Linked DNA regions of Homo sapiens: region 2 is linked to region 1. A link is a contact called in ENCODE Hi-C data. All regions are on one chromosome and are shown on one strand. Each heading gives the region's core, a stretch centred on a gene start or an enhancer-like site at or near the end of the contact. The rest is flanking DNA. Distances are from core to core; before and after follow the strand shown.

Region 1 (4,108 bases), core at 924-3,423:
CCATAAAGATCTCACATTGTTGCTAAGGCACAATTTATTGTGATAGCAACTATTCCCTAATCAAAACTTTGAATATTTTGACAGTAGGCAGTCTTATAATTTAATGCAAATGATACATTAAAAATGAACAGGATAATTCAGACAACTGTGGAAGTTTTCAATATCTAGAAATTTGACAGCATATGGATAGGATGCTCAGATAATTATTTTTTTATGTTCTTATGGATTTTTTAAATGTTGAGATAACAATTAGGTATAAAGTTATATTTCCTCTCCCCAAAAAGTAAATGCCCTTTTAGTTGATGGGTTTGCTTTAGATAATGATACCTCATAAACATGATATATTTGCATAAGATATTAAGGTTCAGACAATTAAAGGCACCTGAACTATGCACTGGGCTCACAAAATGATTTGTAAAACTATAAAAATAGAAGAGGCAAAAGAAGAGTTATAAATAAACCGAATTTCCAAATTCATCACTAGGATCAATCAGCCTGTCATTTTTCCTGGATATGTTTAGGCCAAACAGATATGAAATGGTGGGATTAGACTGAAAAATGTTCTCTTTTAATCCTAAAAACACATATATCAGTTAAATAATTTAGTTATGACCATTACATCATTAGCTTCAGGGAATTGCTATTTTTTGTTCCAGTCCTATTCTAGTCTGAGTTACACAATTATTGTACTGTGTTGAAGCAATTTTAATTTCAACAAGTGTATGTAAAAGTTTTGTTTTAGACTTAAATATAATCTTTATTTTGCATTGCATATGATAGTGGGTGGAGGGAAGCTATGAAATAATATATTAAGCAAACCCAATTTCAGTTTGTGATAAGAAGATGTGAACTGCAGCCAGAAGCTTGGACTTCTAGCTTAAAGTCTGCCTCATTCTACTTGTGTGGCTATGGAAATCATGTACCCTCACATGTTTCTGTTACTTCATCTATCAGAGGGAAATAATATTACCTACCCACTCATAGATTACAAATTGCTTGAGGGCAGAGACGATTTTATCTTGAAGAATTTTTCCTTAGCACCTTTTACAGTGCTGAGCACTGGTAAGTATGAAAACAATTGGTTAAGCATTTAATACATAAATAAAACTGAGGTACTAGGTATATAAATTACTTTAAAATATAAGTATTAAATAATGATAATATTATCAAAAGTCATGTATATATATTACAGAGATAGTTATCAAATAAGTTTGATTCCTTGGATGAAATTTGAGAAGTTAGCAGTATGATTTAGCAGAAATATCACTGTACAGTCATACCTCAGTATCCATGGGAGATTGGTTCCAGAACCCCATGGGTACCAAAATCCAAGGATGCTCAAATCCCTTATATAAAATGGTGTAGTATTTGCATATAACCTGTGCACATCCTCCTGTATACTTTAAATCATCTCTAAATCACTTATAATACCTAGTATAAACGCTATGTAAATGTTTGATATGCTGTATTGTTTTTAAATTTGTATTTTTTATTGTTGTGGTTTTTAAAACTTTTTTTCAAATATTTTCAATCAGCTGTTGGTTGAAGCTGAGTTTCCTGGATGAACATATTCTACAATGCATTATAATTTATCTTTGTCATTTTATGGGAGAGTAAATGATTTTTCCATAATTCTGGAGCTCCTAATACCCATGTCTCCTGCTTCCTTCTCCAAGCTCTCCCTTCCCTTACTTGGCCAAGACCCTAATGAGAATAACTGGATGTCTTCTTCTTTTGGAGCTTGAGTTAGGTGCTCACTAGAATTTCTTAGTATTATGGTTAACAGAAAATTTAAAGAGAAAAAAATCTCTTTCTTTGTTGGTTTTTACTTATTCATATCTCTAGTAAATTAAACCAAGATTTAACTCAATACATGGATGGATGGATGCTTGTTTTCATCTTGCTAGTACACTATTTCTCCATAAACAAATGAACAACAAAACAACTCCATGATACATTTAAAGTAAGAAATAGAACATTTGATTCTGATTAAATGACTTTCCAACAGATTTGTTAGTTTCTCAGGTTTGGACCCACCCTGATCTTTTCACAAGGGCCTTGGTTTTCTGAGAAATACATGTTGTGTACTGATGTATATTTTAGTGAGGTGGTAGGAGGCTTACTTATTATTTTCTGTTTTCTCATTTATTTGTGCAGCTGGGAAGGCAATAAATGGAAAGGTGAGTCAGAATGACAGGGCCTTAATCACTGTTAAATCTTACTTGGTGACATTAAGCAAGAAGCTCTCTAGGCTGGTTTTATTACCTATTCTGAACCTCAATTTGGGGTCCCCAAGCCTCTTTGACTTCTTTAGGACATAAGGAGAATCTGAACACTTTATTACATTTTAAATAAAGCTTAATTGAGGTCAGTTATGCCTCCCTCTATTAGGACACATGGTCTGAAATAAAATGTTCTTTACTTTTTATGACAATAATAGCAGCTTAATGTAGGCCCACAAGTTGTCTCATGCTGAGGAACTATTCTGATTGAAAGTCATTATATGCATTAAATTATTTAGTTAATAAATATAGTTTGTTAATAATTACAAAACAATCTTTTAAAGTGAAAGGCTTTAGGAGAAAAAAGGAAGTACTATATTTCTGGTGGGATAAAAGATGAGAACCCTTGCACTAGATCATTTCTAGAGTGTTTCCAGCTCTAGGATTCTAAGCTAGGGATTGGCGAACTTTTTCTGTAAGGGTCAGATAGTAAGCATTTTAGATTCTGTGGGTCAAATTGGCTCTGTCACAACTGTTCAGTTTTGCTGTTGTAGTGTGAAGGCAGCCACAGAGAATATGTACATGCATGGGTTTGTTTGTGTTCTAATAAAACTTTATTTACAAGAACAAGTAGTAGGCCAAAATTGGACAGCAGATTACAGTTTATTGACCCCTGTTTTTGGTGATCCCTGAAATTCTGGGATTGTTTACTCATCAAGCAAAGGAATGTAGAGACAGAAGGAAAGATAAACAGGAAGAAGTCCGTTTTGTGTCTGTTAAAAGCTTATGTGTCCACTTCCTATTCCAGGTACAGAGATAATAAAATGACTCACTATCAATCATATTTTAAGGTTTTTATAAAATATTTTAAATAATTGAGGTTCTCATGTTATTCTATTTGTCATAAAGTCAAGCCTAGATTCATACTGGCCGTTGTTGAGGATACCGGTTGGGTACAGAATGAGTCATGGCAGCTTTATTCCAAAGAGCATGTTGCAGGGCTCCAAGCTCAGCTGTCCTTTTGAGATTCCTAACTGAGGCAAGTAGAAGACTCAGTACTATGGAGAGAATGTCCCAGAAGACTGTTTTTGCTTTCTATGGCAGAAGCTCCTAGTTGTGACTAAATATGTAGGTTCTCTTTCTTCATGTTTATCCGAACTTCTCATTTGCCACTGCAATCCCGGCCACCTGGATTACATATTTATTTTCTGGTCTTTTGCAGCTAGTTATGGTTCTGTGTCTAAACTTTGGCCAGTGGGATTTGAAGAGAAGTGTTATGTATAAGTTTAGAGAAGTGTTCTGGAAGGGGGGTGGGGTGCTTTTCTTTTCTCCTTCTTCCTATTGGTTGAAATGTGACATGATGGCTGGAGTTCCAGCAGCTACACTGGACCACGAGGAGAAAGCCACATGTTGAGGATGACAGAGTTGCAAGGTGACAGGAGCCAGCATCCCTGGTGATTAGTGAAGCTCAAGCCTTCTTTTAAGTGAAAGAAAAAACAGTGTCTAGTTTTAAAAAATCATTATTTTAGATTTTCTTGCTTTAGAACAGAATTCTAACAGAAACATCCACTTTCCCTCAAAAAAAAAAAAAAAGTCAGTTGAGGCTTCACTTTAGAAATTAACATTCATCTGGACCTGGAGAAGCCCCTACATCTGTTCTGATTTGCATAGCACTAGAAGTTTTGGTTCAGTTCTAAGTCATTAGAATAGGTCAGGGACTTTTCAGCAGTCAGCCTTGTGACTGGGGATAGAGGCAGGACGAAGAAGAGACTGGTCTACTTCAGCATGTGTCTCAGTGGCATTAACTTATTTCATGACATCTAGAGGGTTAGGCTGGATTGGGATAAAATATGTGAAGTAAGGCCTTTGCATTCTCCTTGTGCAGA
Region 2 (4,108 bases), core at 458-2,957, 850 kb after region 1:
AAAGTAGCTAGAAAGCAAAGAAAAATTACCTACAAATAAATAAGAACTAAATTGAGAGTTGACTTCTCAACAGCAATAATGAAAAGCAGAAGACTGTGAAAGAATATTTTCAGTCTTCTGAGAGAAGATAACTCAGCCTGGTAATACATAGCCAGCCAAGCCATCCTTCAAGAATGACAGCGGAATAAAGATATTTTCAAGAAAAACTGAAAATTTTCAATACAAAGCTGAATATTTTCACCTAAGAGTCACTGATTAAAGAGTATATTCCAGGAAGAAGTGAAAATGATCCAAAAGAAAAATCTGAAACACAAGAAAGATTGGTGAGCAGAGAATGTGAGGAAATAATCTAAGTGAACAAAAATATGTGCCAAAATTTGAACACTGACTATATAAAATAATAATAGTAATGGGAGGGAATGATAAAAATCAGGCTAGTGATAAAATACTGGACAGTAATTATGTATAAACCAGGAGGCTGTGATTGGTAATTTGTGCTTAATTTTTGTAAAGTCTTTGCAATGTTATGAAAGAATATCTGAGGTCCAATTTTACTTGGCAATACATGGATATATAGAAGCTTTGCTTGATAGAGCAGCCCCTCAGATATAGTGAAGAAATCCTACAGATCAAAAAATATATATACCACAAACTGTAATGCTTACCAAAACAGGAAAAAAAGACAGATTATGGCAGGGGATTTTAAAGTCAGGAGAAAACTAATAACTTCCCTTTTTAAAGTTCACCTAATTGAAAGATGAAACAACAAAACGAAAACGCTTTTCTTGAGTTCACCCAACTCCTCAAAAGTGAAGTAGTAACCACCATCCCAGATCAGAGAACTGACATCATAAACCTTCAAGCCAACTCAGGTTTCATCTACCCTGCCCTACAGAATTAGACATGTGTGTGTGGATGGTGATGGTTCCTTACATAGTTTTTATCTCCCAACATTCACCAAAACTGTGTGAATCTCTCTGAAGAGGCACTAGAAACCTCTTGTGAACTAGTATTTCTCAAATTGGGATGTGAGAGATTGCAGTTTCCTCGGGAAGTAGACATCCAAACTGAGATGCTCTGGCTTTACCAACTATCAAAGTTGATACAAATGATTTTTTTTATACAGACCCCTCGAACGACCAAATAAATCATCTGCTCTCTCAACCAGAAACAAATAATCTAAGTGAACAAAAATACCTGGTTGAAATAAGTTTAGTGCAGGGTTATATTCTGCACCTTAAAATTGTGTTTCTGAGAGATATTCCTCATTGATTCATAAATTCGTCAACTTTGTACTGTTCAGGGTATCTGGATTAAGCATAAGCTTTGGAGTCAGACAGCCTGAATTTCAAAATCAGCCTCATAACTTACGTAACTATTTCTTAGCCCCACTTAGCCTCGGTTTCATCATCTATAAAGTAGCAATAATAACACCTGTCACACACAGCTATTTTAGAAATAAGTAAGATTTCAGAAATCGATTTCAGAAAGAGCTGGCACCAAGGAAGCAATCAATCAGTGTCAGCTATGAGTATTGATAACACTAATGGAGGCTGCATCTGTGTGACTAATCTGTACCAGGGGTTTAAATATCACTAACATTGGACTTTGGAATGCATAGACACATAAAATGTTGGAGTTTGCGGAGGCTTAAAGTTCACCCGTTCCAATTCTCATTTTCTGTGAGGATTTGAAACCCAGACAGACTCAGGAACTCGTACAAAGTCACACAGCCAGTATAAGGAACTGAAATCTGACCCTCAGCCACTGAGCACCAATAACACTATTTCTTCTGTGTCACAGCTCATGTGTCTTCTTTTTTAATCTTACCAGCAAATAATTTGTGAGGTTAATAAAAATTAAAATTGAAATACTTTTCATTGAGCACACCCCAGTGAAACGGAAGGAACAAGGGAACATGGGGTCTGGCCAAAGAGAAACCAAGTTTGAGGAAGAACGTGTTTGGCCTTCCTAAATATAGTTCACCATAATGCCAAGCAAAGGAAAACAAAGAGGCAAAAGATTATAGGCTCATTCTGATATCTCGTAGGCCTATTTATTAAGTACATGATCAATTTCATGGACAAATAATCTTATGTTTTTAGCAATTGTATTTTCTGGCCAAAAATTCTGGAAACTTGTGCTGACAATGAGATGAAATATTTTAAATGCCTATTATCTTTAAAAATTCAGGTTACAAAATTTAATCTACCAACCATTTCTATCACTGTATCTTGTTTTGACCCCACCCCCATTCCCCATTGGAGAGATATTTCTGAAAAGTGATTTATGGGAGCTGGCCTTATTTCCATTGCTTTAACTACCTTGGAGCCCTATCTTCTTTGTATTCTCTAAAATGACTGCCCTTTCTGCACAGTCACTAAATACCTATTGAGTAGCCCATGGTGTCCTTCTGATGACCATCTGATGGGAAAACTTGGACATTTGTGCTCATTATGAACCATCTGCCCTTGAGTCCAAATTTAGAATATACTAATTTTTAAATTGTATTTTTCAACCCCTATAGCTGGTGTAGGTTGAATTCAGCAAAGAATTTTTCTATTCTGTCTTTGGGGACCCTCCAGCATCTTCTCATTCACATCTGAAAGGACGTCTCCCAGTCCACAGTGCCTGTGATTGCCACATTCTGGTGAGAGCTATATGGCAGATTCAAAAATCATTGCGCAGCCTGTCAGCTGATTGGGGTGAATGATCAATGTAACCGGAACTAAAGTTGTATGACATCATCTTTGCCACAGCTTCACGTGACAAAGCTCACTTCAAAAGTGCTTCTTTCTCAGACAAAGCCCTTTAGTCAGAAAAGCCACAAGTAACAGTTAAAATCACCTGGTCCAACCATATGGAAAGACTCACCAAGGTTCATAAAAATGAAACCACCCAAAGTATATGAGGTCTTCTGAGTCCTAATCCAGGGCTTTGACATGGCATCACCAATGCATCACATCCCACATGGCTCTCACTTCTTCCCTGGCACCTCTGCAAAGTTCCAGGGGATTTCCTGCCTCTCACTCTTCTCTCCTCATTCTCTGGACTCACCCTGATCTCATTTATGTATGCTTTTATCATAATTTTCTCTAAAGTAGCCCCAAGTCATAATTACATTAAAACCTGAAGTCTGATAAAATAGTGAATATAAAACCACAGCACTGCTGTCAAAAGTAGAAGAGTGATAGTGAGCTTATCTCCAGGGAAATGGAGAAGTGGTCAAACCACACTGCTATTTTTACCTGCCTGGTATTATTTGAGCCTAACTGAATGTGTGGTCACATGGACAGTGATTCAGAGATGTTAGGAAATTCAGGTCACCATTTATTTAAAGCAACTAGGTTCAAAAGATCCTTATTCTTTCTTCTGCCATGAAGTTACATATCCTGGGAGTGTAAATGAACCAGTCTGGGCTTCATTTTACTCATCTGTAAAACGAAGGATTTGGACTACTTGATATATTATATCTCATTTAATCTAGGACTAAATTCTATTCCAATTGAAGGGTGATGTAGAGGGAAATTGGAAGGCTGATGAAAGAGTCTGAGGATTAGGTAGTGTAGTGTGGAGGAACAATGGAGACAGAAAGTCTTCCTTCAAATTTAGTCTTCAGCTGCATTACAAGCCAAGAGGCTTTGGTCCTGACACCCTCAGACCTGCTCTCTTATCTCTTCTGTCCCTCTACTTATTAGAATGTGTAAGCTGAAGTCATGCTTTTGAATATAACCATATTGATAAGGAGGTTAGAACTGTCAATCCTTCACACATATATGAATCCATTTGAGCAAATGCTTAAGGTATTTCTTCTTAACATTTGGTGACTCTTTTGATTATGAATTTAGTTATGAAAACTAGATAATTCTGGATATCACAGAATGAACAGGTCTTTATAGTAGGTCACATAGGCTTTGGCCCACAAGAGTGCTATCTGTGTAGTGAGACAACTCTCTAACACGGAGAAGCAGCAGAAACAGAGTTTGGGATATGCCTCACATGACCTGGCCATAGAAAAACATGCTGTTTTTCTAGGAACATGGATAGGAACCACAGCCCTTTTCACAGGACTCCTTCTTGTTGGGCTTTGGGCACCAATTCTGCCTGG

Evidence for each region. A loop is a pair of places that touch in the nucleus more often than their neighbours do. Pooled maps may share reads with other maps.
Region 2: a map with no recorded cell type shows a loop between it and region 1 (4-fold over the local background). The contact joins two enhancer-like sites. A Hi-C loop is called at or near these places in 3 of 37 single-sample maps with no recorded cell type and 1 of 50 pooled maps.

The regions. Positions count from the first base shown.
Region 1 is chr5:39,636,823-39,640,930 of GRCh38, forward strand. No RefSeq gene overlaps it. Among named protein-coding and RNA genes, the nearest start is that of LINC02104, 120 kb to the left of the region's middle. Within about 2 kb of position 2,174, at least 2 of the 41 ENCODE cell types and tissues checked have a DNase peak (open chromatin) inside an H3K27ac peak, as active enhancers do.
Region 2 is chr5:40,483,849-40,487,956 of GRCh38, forward strand. No RefSeq gene overlaps it. Among named protein-coding and RNA genes, the nearest start is that of PTGER4, 190 kb to the right of the region's middle. RefSeq lists an enhancer at 2,898-2,957. Within about 2 kb of position 1,708, at least 5 of the 41 ENCODE cell types and tissues checked have a DNase peak (open chromatin) inside an H3K27ac peak, as active enhancers do.